2 separate regions of the Homo sapiens genome follow, and region 2 is linked to region 1. The links are chromatin loops, found by intact Hi-C in ENCODE. Cell type or tissue: Calu3. All regions are shown on one strand. Each heading gives the region's core, and the rest is flanking DNA. Links, peaks and the distances in the headings are about the cores only.

Region 1 (7,471 bases), core at 914-5,913:
TGAAAATCTACTCCATTCTGAAAACACCCATTGTGCTTAAGTAAAATCATGGATTCGATTGGATTCTTTCTGTATGTGCAATGTCTTTCCTATTACCAAACATAATATAATCAAATACTATGAGCTTGTAATTTAGGTTGCAACATCCTAAATATAAAATCAGACTGCACTTCAAATCCTATAATATGTATGAGCAAAAGCAGCCAGGATGTCTTGACTAGGTACAACTGTATATTCTAAATATCTAAGATATGATTAATTACACATTCAATAAAAAGAGATATATTATAGTGACATCTAAAACAGTCTACATCCAGAAATCAAAATATAATCACAATCACATTTCAATAGACTATTTAAAAATAAGCTCCCACCAATAATTTTTATGTTGTCAACTTTTGAATTATTTAAAGCCTTTGAATTTTAGTAAGTGAAATAGGAAAGCATTTATATGTAATTATAGAGCCATAGTATAATCCAAAATGTTTTTGCATTTTCAAAGGTTGTCATAAAATCAAATGCAACTCAGTCATTAATATACTTGAGAAATCCTTGTTTTCAAATAACAAACCTATTTCTAAAATGTTGCGATTAAATCCAATTTTTGTTGAACCTAACAAGTTTTGATTTATTAAAATATAGATTTTAATAAGAACCTGTGAAGAAACAGTTTTACTAAAAATAACCAGTGTTGTATGTTCTATAGGTACCAAGTTTGTTTTATTTTGTTTTTTTCCTAGTGATAAACATCTCTATTTAGCTTGCTTAATATATAGTCCCAATGTTCAGACATTTGCATCTGTTTCCAGCAACATGAGAAATATTTATCATCTTATTTTTGTATTTACAATTATGAGAAAATGCATAAAGTTTCAACATAAGCAATTTTCATCTGTTACCATATGTCTTAGGATAATAGATAAAAGAATGGGTTTCTATGAGGATGGTATTTTTCCTCAGAATTTTTGGTTTTAAGGCTCAAGAAGCAGCTGTTTCTGAGCAGAACAAGCTTGACTCAAGTCCCTCCCAATATTACATGATTCAGGACCAGCTTACTTCTATAGGAGAAATGGATGAAAAGCATTAAAGTAAATTTTCAAGCAATTATAAAGAAAGCTTATAAAGAAGGGTTAAGGTAAAGTATAGTGAGGAAGCCTAGTGAATGCTCAGAACTTCTTGAGTCAGTTGATAAATATTGGGGGAGCTTGGATTTGGAAGCATAAATTGGGCTGGCCTTCTTTCCTGTCTTTGATACAAATTCATAAGATAACACTAAATTAGAAACAAAAACCACATGACTTCAGAGTCTAAATGCTGCTCATCCATAGTTGCTGTGTATTTATCTGTGGAATGGCGAGAACAGGAACTGGAGCTTCCTTTGCTGGTGGGCCTGGGCAAGTTAGGCAACTTCTCCAAAGCTCAGCCCTCTGTCTGTAAGATGAAAGGATTGGATGACGTGATAATTTGGAACCTCTTTCAGTAATACTAATATTACTAATAGTCCTAATAGTAAATATCCTAATGGCAATAGTAATTATTCAAGAAGATTTACAGAAATATCATTATTGCTTGATTTTCTTTATTTCTGCATACGTTGAAAGCAATAGTTGTAATTTTCTATTATAAATATGATATGCCATAATGTTCATGTTCATGGAATATTTTTCTCTAACTTACAGATATTTAGTTTTATATTGGTTGTATTAAAATAACCAGAAAAAAAGTAAGGATATCATTAAAAAAATGCAAAATAGACAAAAATAAACCTTCACCTCAGAAAATGATCGCAGTTTATAATTTGGACTAGTGTATTTTAAACCAAGTGACTAAACATTTACAGGTAGTACAGCTTATGAATACAGATATTTAACTTGGAATTTAACAATTAAGTCCACACCCTGTGGAGTAATTACAAAGGCACTTATCTCACTTGGACTTGAACTTGAACTTGCCAAGGCTAGTTGTGTACTTTTGTTTCCTCTGATGAACTTACAGTTCTTTCCTTTTTACATAATCCTCTTTTTCTTCCTTTACTTAGAAAAATTTTAATGATATTTTTTCATTGTATACATACATATATCTTTGAAGACTTTCGTTTTTAGCTAAAAATGGAAATCTAAAATATCTTTGGGGAAATAACCAAACTACACTTGATGGGAGTTGCTACCTGCAGGTTTTGTGCAATTTTCTCTGAAATCAAATTATCCAAACCATCAACACTTTAATCTAAACCTTTTAGTTACCCCTGACATAGCAATATTCATGAAGTTATAAAACATAGAGTTATAAAAACATGGAAATCCAGTAAAATGTGTCATCTGTTTCTGACATACTTTGTAGTATTGTTACACTGGAGCATTAGGGCATAGAAAGATACAGGTAATTTTAAGGTATATTTTGCTGCATTGTTTTGACTGCAGAAAGCTAAACACTGCTTTTGGGCTTCTCTCTCTCCCCTCTTACAAAAAAACTCTAGGAAATAATATTTTTCAAGTAGATTATATGTATAAATGCTATAAGATCACTAAGAAATATTCAAAATAAGCATTAAATATTTTAATTAGTTTTATTTTTAAAATTCTTACAATATAATTCTTGTGTATCCACCTTTTTAGATGCCATGCTGCAGCTTGAAAATAACCTGTAGTGAGCTCTAAATAAACTCACCATCTGCTTATTCTTCCCTCATTTTTTCCTAGTGGGGTAGCTACTTGTATAGCTAAATAAAATGGTTGTATATAACTATTTTCAGTATGTTGATGTATGATACATGCTGAGTCCAAATTAAACACAAGCACACACACACACACACACACACACACCATACAACACAAAAGCAGCTCCCACCTTGCTTTGCAGAGCAAGTTTACCAAAAAGAGCTACTATGAAACCCTTTGTGGTGTCTGCCCTCTGCTGGTGCAAAGTAGAAATACAGGCCTTAACATTTTTGGACTTTTTGACATAGATAACATCTCTCATGAGCTCTTCACTTTACATCCAGAGCCTCCTCGCTGGACAAAGAAGCCTCAGAGTGCTGTGTATAGCACCGGAAGCAATGGCATCTTGTTATGTGAGGCTGAAGGAGAACCTCAACCCACAATCAAGTGGAGAGTCAATGGCTCCCCAGTTGACAGTAAGTTTAAAAACCAATTGCAATGCAATGCTGAAGGCCCTGGTTTGACGGGATTAATGATGGTCAGACGTGTGTAAAATGAAGTTGGTATGTGGTTGGATTAGCAGGACAGATACAACCAGCAAATCAGAGATTGTTTATTTCTAAGCAATTTGGTTGTTAAGACTTGATATTCATGGAAGAGCCATAAATAATATTTATACTGCCTGTGCCCTCTTATAAATTATATATAAGAATAAAGATTTTTAATTTTTAAAAAGAAAATTGAATGAGAAAGAGGATGCATCCAAGGAAAAAAGCCAATTATTGTTCCTGTCCCTGAGAAGAAACAGAACAGTAGCCTAGCAGCTGAGGGCACAGGTTCAAAGTCAGGACCTCCTTTAGGCTCAGGCAACAGCAACACCTGTCCTGGGCTCTGCCCTTTTAAGGGACTTGCTCTGATCACCCTCTGGTCCCGCTTGTCTCCATGATTTGAAAGCATCCTCAGGGAAAAGGAGGCATCCCAAGTCTGAACATGGTCCCATTACTGCCTATTTGCTACCAACCTCAAGCACAAAGACCTGAAAATCCCCATGCCCGGTCCACCCTGAGCCCACTCCAAATGGGCTGGGCGGGGAAAGACAGGAATGGCCCAGCACTGAGGGCCAACTCTCCCCATTTCACCATGCTCAGCATAGAGCTCCAAGGAGTCCCCAAATCTTCCACTGGAACCTAGAGCTCAGATTATTTTGGATGTCCTTGTTCAGGAAGAAGGATAGAACATATTTTTACGTGTCAATTGCTTAATTAAGAGCAGGTACGATAGTGGCTTCCATTTGTCCTTTTGCTCTGGGGCCTGCACAAGTCAAGGGTGAGCCACTTGGTGGATAACAGACCTCGGGTCCCGTCTAGGATGTGCACCTTGCCAGCTGTTTCATCTTGAGGTGTTTTCTGAATCTCCCCAAGCTTACGTTTTTTAAACTGCAAAATGGAGATAGTGGCGGTTGGTTGTGCTTGAATGAAAAAAAATGTGGCCAGCTGCCTAGGGCAGTGATTCATCTGTAGAGCACTGTGATGGTTTATAAACTCTGGAGCCAGACTGCCTGGGTTTGCATACTGACTCTACCACTTACTAGCTGCGTGACGGGGAGTATCACTGACCCTCTTCAAACCCATTTCTTCATCAGTAAATTGGGATAAAAATAACACTGACTCACGGGGTTGTTTTGTGGATTAAAGGAAACATCATGCAGAGAATGCTTAGCACGGGGACTGCCACAAAAACAGCCCCCCGTAAGGTATGGTTGGTTGGTATTGTTTTCCCATAACAGACACTCAGGAAACCTTAGTCCTCATTATTAACTATCTTCAGATTTGGGATTTTTCTCTTCATCTCTTTAGGGAACAGAATAAAAAATGAAAAATAATAATGAGGTTTTGGGTAGACGAAGGGAAATGAAAGCAACTTTTGTTTATAATGAATGTTCAGGTTACAAAAGTAAGGAACGCAGATTCTCCGGAACACAAAATCATAAAATATTATATTTGGATGGTATTTGGCTGTTTACAAAAGACATTCACAAATTACTTAGAATCCTCAAAAGAACTTTATAAAGGAGGTGCTATTATTCATATTTAACTGATTCGTTCATTCAATAATATTTATGGGGTACTTTCTATGTTCCCGGCACTGGACTTCATGCTTGAGATATACAACAGTGAATAAAATGGATGGAATCCTTGCTCTCCTGCCATTAGACAAATAACACATGAGTGTGTGCTATGGTGTGATAAAGCAGAAAATAGCTGGGTAAGGGCAGTGCCTGAAAGAGGTTCAGGACCCAGAGTTGCAATCTTAAGATCATAATAGTAAGACCCCTGTGGTAATTTACCTTTGAGTGGAGATGGGAAGGAAGTGAGGAAGTCAGCCACCTAAATAGCAGGGAAAGTGCTGTCTCAGTGGAGAGGTGTGTTGAGGAGGAGAAAAGAGGTGAGTGTGACTGAAGCTGAGGGAGTGCAAGGGGCAGCCCTAGGCCACCAGATCCGCCAGCAGGGGAAGGGGCCAGAGCTCAGGTAAAGATGAACATCGAAGTAGGGCCTTGGGATTTTGAGAATACACTAGGCAGCTCTTGGAGAATTTTAAGCAGAAGAGTGACACAATCTAATTTACATTTTTACAAGGTATTTTCCTGGCCTTTGAATGGAGAATGGACTGTGTGATTGATACTAGGTAGGAGGCCATCTGAGAGGCTCTGCGCTCAGGGCTAGATTGGTGGCAGTCATGGTTGGCTTCTGGATTTATTTTGAAATTGAGCCAATAGGTTTGTTAATGGATGAGGAGGTCAAGGCTGAAAATAAACTTATGCGAGACCACACAGCTGAATAATGGTAGACTTCAAACCAAAGCCAGGTGGCTGGAATCCAAGCTCGGTGTTCTGTTCACAGCTTTTGGCCCTGGCTCTACTTGTTGCCCTGCAAACAGGTCGTAAACTTTTATAGGCTGGGATATTTGATGACAGAGTGTTGGCTAGAGGATTTGAAACCTCTTTAAGCTTATTTTAGTTTTAGAGGTTATATATCCTTTCCCCATGTTATTTCAAAATTAAATCAAAATGATTGCTATTATTGATTATCGGACTAACCCTTTTCACATGCTTTGCATATGATATTTCTGAACCTCGTAGCAGCTTGAAAAATAGATTCTATTATTCTCCATTGGCAACTGAGACTCAGAGAGGTTACATTACTTACTGGAGAATGCAACCCAGGTACATTTAAAACCAGGAACTAAACCCAGGAAGGATTAACTCCAGAGCTGAAGTTTCGTCCATTTTATTGCATGATTTCTCACAGGGTTGACCAAAGACAAAACTGAGAAAGAATTTCTGAAGTATGTCAGGACTAGTGTGTTTTATAAAGACTTGGCCTTCTTGAATCCTGGGAGCTTCTGTTAGCCTTTGTCAATACACAACAATTTCCATACCCATGCCAACAGGCAGATTTAAGCAATGTTTAATTACTTAAATAAAGTATCATTTATATAGTCTAATTTCTTACTTTTGTAATGCAGTGTTAATTCAGAGCCATGCATGGATCAGACGGGATAAGGAGAACTAAATGGGAGGATGGCGTTAACTCTGAAAGTCTTAGGACCCTGAGTGGGGTGTGGAAGTGAAGAGTGGGATTAGAGACTCAGTGCTTTGCAGCATTCCTAAAGAGTTTAGCCTTTAAAAACTTGGAAGAGCTACTCATCTTGCTAATTTGCAAGAAATAAGTGATAAATTGTTCAACAGGATTGTATTAGTTTTCTAACATTGCTGTAACAAATTAAATTACCATAAACTTAGTGTCTTAAAATAGTGCATGTACACTATTTTACATTTCTGTAAAAGTCCAACACGAGTCTTGGCTAAAATCAAAATGTCAGCAGTGCCATGTCCTGGAAGTGCTTGGAGAGCATTCCTTCGTTTGCCTTTTCCAGCTTTTCCAGGCTGCCCACATTCCTGGCTCCCTTCCGCCATTTTGAAAGCCAGCTACACTGCATCTCTCTGACCATCCTTCCATGGTCACATTTCCCTCTGACCATAGCCAAGGAGGGCCTTCTGATTTTCAGGAGCTTTGTGATTACATTGAGCCCACTTGGGTCATCCAGATGTAGGAAATAATTTTCCTACCTCAATGTCCTTAATCTTAATCACATCTGCAAGTCCCTTTTTTCCATGTAAAGTAACAAAGTCATACATTCTGGGACTTAGAACGTGTACATCTTTCAGGGGCTATTGTTTTGCCTACTTACAGGGGCCTTTCAGGAATAAAGGTTACCCAACCTAACATTTTAAGTCATTCCAATAAGTATTTACTGGCTGGATTTTCTCTGGTAGCTGCTCTTTGGGCAGTGGGGACACACTGCACAACCTCACACTCAGGTCCTGCCCTTAGAGAGCTCACAGTCAAGTGAAAAAAATCTTCATTTGTGACTCCTAGGCAGAAAAAGATGTGTAAGTCTTTTATTTCAATATGTAGTATTCATGTTTTCTAGAACCTAAAGCTTAGTATAGTCATTATCTCGTATAATGGAGAGACAATCAGAAAAGTAGAATTCGATTGATTATTAATCTTGTAATGTCCTTTAAACTAAAAATTTTTGCATTTGTGCCCTTCCCTTGACATTTCCAGCTAACATGTTTTCCTTCCCACTGGATTTATATATATAAAATATATGTTATATATATATATATTATATACGGATATTATATATAATATAATAATATATATTTATATCTATATATATACTATAGATATAGATAAAGATATACACATACATAGTATCATAGCAAGGGCAGGGCTTTTAGAGTCAGA
Region 2 (7,471 bases), core at 871-5,870, 61 kb before region 1:
GTTAGAAAAGAGAAAATGAGCTCCTTTTAGTCATCAGAAGCCAATGAAAGACCTGGGTTTAGTATTTTCTTCCATCTCTTGATTTCTGTTTGCTTAATTGAATGACAAATTCTAATTAGTCATGCCTGACTAACATAATTTAGGATGAAACTATGTCTTCATCACTCTCTACTTCTGACCCTGGCCCTGTTCCTAGAGTACAGTAGGCATTCAGTTAATGCTTGTTGAAAGAATGCATAAACCCCTTTCCTCATTTGGAACTTTATGGAATTGCTGAGAACATCAGATGGCAATAAGGTGATTGGAGCTGTAATCACACACAAAAAGTTGTCTATTTTAATTAGCCAGGTGTGGTGGCACACACCTGTAATCCCAGCTACTTGGGAGGCTGAGGCAGGAGAATTGCTTGAACCCGGGAGACAGAGGTTGTGGTGAGCAGAGAATGTACCACTGCACTCCAGCTTGGGCAATAGAATGAGACTCTGTCTCAAAAAAAAAAAAAAGAAAGAAAGAAAAAGAAAAAAAGTTAAAACCACCAAATTGTTTATTTTCTATTTTGAGGATTTTAATTTTGCTTAATAACATAGTCATTGAAATTAATTTATAAATAATATTGTATAGTTCAAAACATTAATATAGGACTTTTTTGCTGTAAACCAGGGTTGCCTGTTTAATATTTGTATTTCATTATGAGTAGTGAACTAGTATCTCTTGTAATGCAAGGTAAAGAGGAAGAGGTTGGTTAACAAAAAGGAACTATGTTAATTTTGCTATTAATAAGGGGGAAAACCTTTTGAATTTATTTATCCTGGAGACACAAAACTTAAACTCATAATGATGTCATATATATTAGCATTACTATATTTCCTTATTATTGCAAATGTATTCTACCCAGGTCTTTTCATCATTGTAGTCACTTAAAAAACATATTGGGTAAGTTTTATTATACAATTTTTCTCAGATTGATTTTAGTTTTATTTTTTCTTTTCTCTTCTTTTCTTTTCTTTTTCTTTTTCTTTTTTTTAACCTCAGAAGGAATTAGATGTCCAGTATAAAGAAGCCTGATCACTCTGGCCTTACTTGGCTTTCCAATAATAGTATTTTTAGGATCACTGATATAAAACCTACAAAGTAAGTAATTTGGTTCATATAAGCAGGCAAGTAATAAATTTTCCTATACATTGTTATTTCTCATTAAATACATACTATTACTCTCCAAATAAGAGATTTTTAGAGGTCATTTTTTTTCTCATTTTTTTAAAATACTGACTGACCCATATTTGCACTGGTAGACTCAGAAGTGTTTGGTTTATACTTGTTCAAAATGATTGTCAGCAGATGTAATGAGCCTTGGACCAGTCCAGTAACTTGGCTAACATATGTCTGCAGAAGGATTTTAAAATCCTGCTGACTAGGCTGGTCCTGTCGAGTCTCACAGCAGAAAAATTGTCTTTTGCAGCTCAGCTTATAAATATAACCTTTGTGTGTTTGGAAATATCCCTTCTAAGGCAGGACTTATGCTCACCCTGAAATTCAAATGTTCATTTTGATGTCAGCACTAACCAGGAGAAAGAAAAGGTGGAAACGATTCCTCTTGCACGTTTCAGAGTGTTAGAAACCGCCTATTATTTGTGTCTTGTTCTTTGCTGCTCTGTACAAGCTCTAGAAGTCATAAAAGTGTTCCTCACAAATTGACTCCTTAGAAATGCTGACTCTGTGTTTCAAATCTTATAAAAATATCTAAATGGTAGACGTATTGTTTTCATTACAGATGCATTAAGTCAAAACTGCCAAAGGCTGTGTTGTTTCTGCAAACAGGGCAACTACTGCTTGAATGGGGCTAATCTGTTTAGGCACTGAGGGGCTAGCTGTGCTGTCTGCACATATTTAATCACAAAGCTTTACTTGACTTTCCCACATATTTCCTTTTAGTATTTTTACTTATGGAAAGCAAGAATCAGGTTTTATAGTCATTCAGTAAGTCCTCTTTTTAAATAAAAATTGTTATATTGGAAACAGTGTCTACAAGACCACTGGTGGAAATTAATATAGCCAATATAATTAGTAAGTTGGATTCACCACACCACAGTAGGTAAATCTTATTGGGGGCAAAAATTGCTATCTTATTCACAAGTGTGTTGAGCTGTTCTTGTATTGCTATAAAGGAATACCCGAGACTTAGTAATTTATAAAGAAAAGAGGTTAGTTGGCTCATGGTTCTGCAGTCTACAACCATGGCACCGCTCAGCTTCTGGGGAAGCCACAGGGAGCTTTTACTCATGGTGGAAGGTGAAGCGGAAGCAGGCACGTCACATGGCCAGAGCAGGAGCAAGAGGGAGAGAGTGGGGGAGGCGCCACACGCTTCTAAACAACCAGATCTCAAGAGAACTCACTATCATGGACAGCACCCAGCCATGAGGGATCTACCCGCATCACCCAGATACCTCCTACCAGGCACCACCTCCAAAATCAGGGAGTACGTTTCAACAGGAGATGTGGTTGAGACAGATATCCAAGCTGTATCACCAAGTGAACTACCGAAGCTTTTTATTGATTTGTATTAAGCCAACACATGGGTTTACCCAGTAACTCATGATTTTTACACAAAAACCAAATTAATGTTTATCGAACAGTTATTTGGATATAAATACATAGATATAGCACAGTGCTTCAGGTTAGTTTATAAAAATCAAGTCTTTCCTTTAAATAATAAATGATTTATGCATTCATTCAAATTTAGAATGCTGAGGAATAAACTACAAAAAAAACTTGTGGCTGAGTGCAGCGGCTCATGCTTGTAATCCTAGCACTTTGGGAGGCCGAGGTGGATGGTTCTCTTGAGGCCAGGAGTTTGAGACCAGCCTTGCCAACATGGGGAAAACTTGTCTCTACTAAAAATACAAAAAATTAGCCGGGCATGATGGCAGGTGCCTGTAGTCCCAGCTACTCTGGAGGCTGTAGCACAAGAATCGCTTCAACCGGGGAGGTGAAGGTTGCAGTGGGCTGAGAGATCGAGCCACTGCACTCCAGCCTGGGCCACAGAGTGACACTCCATCAAAAAAAATTTTAAAAAAACCCTAATTGAATCTTTCCCCCTGTATTTCTGAGAAAAAGGAGCAAATATAAAATAAACAAAAAGAATACATATGGAACATTTATTTAGAAATCAAAGACCCAGCGTCATACGTTCTAATGTTTGATAAGATACTACCCAGTTTCCTGCAACTTTCACTTTTGTTCTGTCAAAGATTCCAAATGATGATTGTGAGCCACTGTAACCTGAAGACATATTGGATACATTTACTTATGTGTGTTAAATTGTGATTCTTAATGCTATTTTGTGGAAAGGCTGGAGAAGATTTTTTTTTTTTTTTTGAGATGGAGTCTTGCTCTGTCACTCAGCCTCTGGGGTTCAAGCAATTCTCCTGCCTCAGCCTCCTGAGTAGCTGGGATTACAGGCAGTTGCCACCACACCCAGCTAATTTTTGAATTTTTTTGTAGAGACAGGCTTCACTGTGTTGGCCAGGTTAATCTCAAACTCCTGACTTCAGGTGACCCATCCACCTTAGATTTTTAAAATAAAGGTTACAGGCTGGGAGCAGTGGCTCACACCTGTGTTCTAAGCACTTTGGGAGGCCGAGGCAGGCAGATCGGTTGAGCCTAGGAGTTCAAGACCAGACTGGGCAACATGACGAAACCCTGTCTCTATACAAAATTCAAAAATTAGCTGGGTGTGGTGGCAGGCACCTGCAGTCTCGGCTACTCAGGAGGGTGAGGTTGGAGAATCACTTGAGCCTGGGAGGTCGAGGATGCAGTGAGTCATGATTACACCACTGCTCTCCAGTCTGGGTGACAGAGCAAGACTCTTGTCTCAAAATAAATAGGTACGTACATACCTACATACGTACTAGAATCAAGGGGGTTGTTTCTGAGTTCATTGAGTTAACGAGGAAGGTAAATTAATCAGGACCTTCCCAAGTTACCCATGTAATATTATTTAATTGTACATGTTTAAACAAGCTCAGATTACGTTGACTGTGAGTCTTAAAACGGTAACCACAAACAGGTTATACCAAGATCCCTCACAATGTGTGTTGTCTGAGAGAAAAATCTTATCATTTTCTTTTTTTCCACATTCACTATTGTTCCTAGATTATGAAAGGTAGTCATTCACTAAACCCTTCTAAAATATTCCTTTTTTTTCCAAATATAGAATTATTATATTAGTAACAGTACAGGCATGCCCATAACAAAAAATGGAAACTAATATAGTCAATATAATTAGTAAGTTTGATTCATCACATCCCAGGGTAGAATACCTCTTGACCTTCAAAACTGCGGTCGACCACAATTCAGATTTTGAGCTATTCACCAGTGAGAATGCATGGCAATACATGCCTAATTGGCATAGTTACATGTCATTAATTTATTCCTTTTATTCATTTAACAAATATTTATTGAATGTTTACTATGTGCCAGACACTATAATGCTGTTCTAAGATAGCTTATATTACTTATTATTGAAATTATACTTATTAAAATGGTAATAATTTGTAGAGAGATTAAACTTTGTTTTCTTGCCCTCCCTTTCTCCTTCTCCTCTTCCTTTCTTCCTTTGTTTCTTTTCTTTCTTTGCCTCCTTCTTTTGTGTAGCCATAAACAGGAGTCTACTGGGTCGTTTCTGTTTGTAAGGCACAATCTGCCTCCCAATCCCCCTCCCAAAAAAACTAACAAAATTTAGGGAAGGAGCTGATTTCACATTTCTTCAGAGGGCCTGTTAGAGTGATAAAAGGCAAAATTATTTTCTTTACACGAACAGTCACAGAACCAAAAAGGCCAAGGAAGAAGCCAGAGAGCACATAGTATTTAATTAGGAGAGTTTCTAGTGTCCCGAAGCCACAGAAGAAGCAGCTGCTTAAACATTGCTTACCCTTTGACTAATGGCCAAAAGCACTGAATAGGAGAAGGATTAACATGGATAAGACTTAAATAAAAGTGATACAATCATCAGAGCAACAACAAACAAAGGCACATTAAAAAGTAACATGAAATGATGTTAAGAAAGAGGTCATGGATGCAAAATGATAAAATGTTTCGTTCTTTGGAAGTAACTCTTTTTTTTTCTTCTGTTCTTAGTCATCCATCTCTGTCAGAGTTCTCAAATAAAAATGCAAAGGAAAGTTAGCACCACTCTAAAACAGTGAAGGGTCAGTTCTCTGCTTTTGGATATGTAATTTGAATGGGAAGTGTCCTAATGACAATTAAACACAATTTTCTAAGCACAGGAAGAGGACTGATAAAGTCAAGCAATGGCTGTGGCTTTTCTTTTGTACTTCCGTTACTATTAACTATATGCAAGTTAACAAATGCTGGACAGCCTGTCCAGTGAGCAGGGTTGCTCCGTTGCCAGGCTTATGTTTTAAGCGACGATTGAGTGTACACAGATCTAAACAATCATGTGCAAAGTCTAAGTCTCTCATTTTGAATTCGGAAGAGAGAACCTTGGTGCCCCTTCTTCCTGAGGAAATTTGGGAACTATAGTACAACTCCCTCTCAAAAAAAAAATACTCCTGTAATTCCATCCTAACTACTGATTGCTTTATATTTTTGATGTGGTGAGGAGTTCAGACCCCTTCTTAGTGAATGCAATGTTTAGCACATTCTTTGGAATATACTGCTTGAGTCTCTTGGTGCATCAGCTGAAACTTCATTTTAATATCCCGTACGCACTTAGTAGATACTTGCCTTTCCTCTACATTGGTGATTATTCCTGGCCTATCATTCAGTTAAGACCTATCCTCCATATACAGATTTTTATATCGTTCATCGAAATTAAGACTTGTTGCAAGTAATAAAAACTGAACTCAAGCTACCTAATACAAATGGAATTTACTATTTTATATACCAAAATTCTGTGAAAATACAGGTGGGACTGGCCTTAGGGATACCTGATATTAGGATATAAATCCTGTCGCCTTTCTCTCATGCTTTTTTTTCTTCCCTTTGTAATCACTTCTTTATTATTTGTCACTGACCTCTTCATGAATTTAGAACCACGGTCGTCGGCACTTTCTAACTCATGCTTTCATAGTTTCATGACCACAGAGGAAAAGAGGCTTTGGAAATTCTCAAGGAATCACTGTGACTATCCACACTTGGGTCACATTTTGGACTCATTGCAGCAGCCTGAAGGTTAGATGGTATGGATGCCCCAGCTTAGGTCATGAGCCTGCACTTGGGAAAAATGAGGGGAAGTTATTTTTAAAATGGAAAGAAGTGGAAGGCAGACATTGTATCCAGTTTTATATATTTATATAAACAAAACACTGTAAGGGGGAAAATATAGACTTGAATCAGAGGAGAAGAGTTAAACCAATGTTTATATATTTCTTTAGGTTTGTTGGAATATATGTGCATGTAATTATATCAGCAAACTACATAGTGAAGTCAGGGAGACAGATTAGAGAGATAGGAAGAGTGGGAGGGAGAGAATGTGCAAAACAAGCAACAGAAAGAAGAGTGGGGACATCCTGAGTTTGTATGTGAGGAGAGGACAGATAGGAGAGGTACAAAGGAAAGGGATTAGAACAGAGAATTAGTTAGAGGATGGGGAGATAATACAAGGGAGAGATAGCCAGGCATGGTGGTGCGCACCTGTAGTCCCAGCTGCTCGGGAGGCAGAGGTGGGAGGATTGCTTGAGTCGGGGAGATGGAGGCTTCAGAGAGCTGTGATCACACTACTACACTTCAACCTGTGTGACAAAGTGAGACCTCGTCTTAAGAAAATAAATAAAATAAAATAAATATAAGGGATAAGTAGAGAGATCATGAGAGAAAGGAACATAGAGGGACACAGATGCAAGAACAGGGAAAGAGAAGGGGTCAGAAAAGCGTAATTTGTGGAGAGAAAATTAAAATGCTATTATTATTGGTATTATTGCTGCAGTTGCTCTCTTTTGCCCATTAGACTATTTTGGCATTATTGGCAGGTTTAATGTAAAATGAGATTTGTGAGTAACATTGATCTCCAAATTATAAATGTCTTTCAATAGGATATGAACAAATATCATAGTAATTCTCAAAGAATATTGCTATTTTTAATCAATGGAGTATACAACATATTATATTTTAAAATCATACAATACTTCAAACACCGTGAAGAGAGAACAAAGCCATATCAAATAATGAATGAATGGTTGTATTACGGAAGTACTTGTCCTGATAGAACACTTCAAATACCATTTGGCTGCTACTTCTCTCTGGGTTTGCTTTGTATCCCATGGAGATGATCTGAGCTTAAGCTTTTGTTAGCTTCAAAGAGAGCTCCGTTCTTGCCTCATCTCTGCAGTATTGAAAAAACAGACCCTTGGTTAACAACAGGAAGCCAAACTGATTTTAATATTGTGAACTCTTTACCCTGATGCAGGAAATGTTATCTGGGCCATCTCAGTGGGCTGGGGATTATAGAGCT

What was found. Peaks named below come from ENCODE experiments on the same cell type or tissue, not always from the same donor. Only the 100,000 strongest peaks of a DNase experiment are listed, where the experiment ranks them.
Region 2: it touches region 1 in a loop (2.3-fold over the local background); 2 of 110 quality-filtered maps call a loop at or near these places.

The regions. Positions count from the first base shown.
Region 1 is chr3:351,639-359,109 of GRCh38, forward strand. CHL1 (cell adhesion molecule L1 like) reads left to right here. Exons shown (of 28, transcript NM_006614.4): 11 at 3,002-3,133. Among named protein-coding and RNA genes, the nearest start is that of CHL1-AS1, 30 kb to the right of the region's middle. In Calu3, for the core only: a CTCF peak has its summit at 2,901 (motif pointing left); a DNase peak (open chromatin) is centred at 2,913.
Region 2 is chr3:290,447-297,917 of GRCh38, forward strand. The region is part of intron 2 of CHL1 (cell adhesion molecule L1 like); the gene reads left to right. Among named protein-coding and RNA genes, the nearest start is that of CHL1-AS1, 92 kb to the right of the region's middle. In Calu3, for the core only: no CTCF peak of the experiment used is centred there; a DNase peak (open chromatin) is centred at 3,785.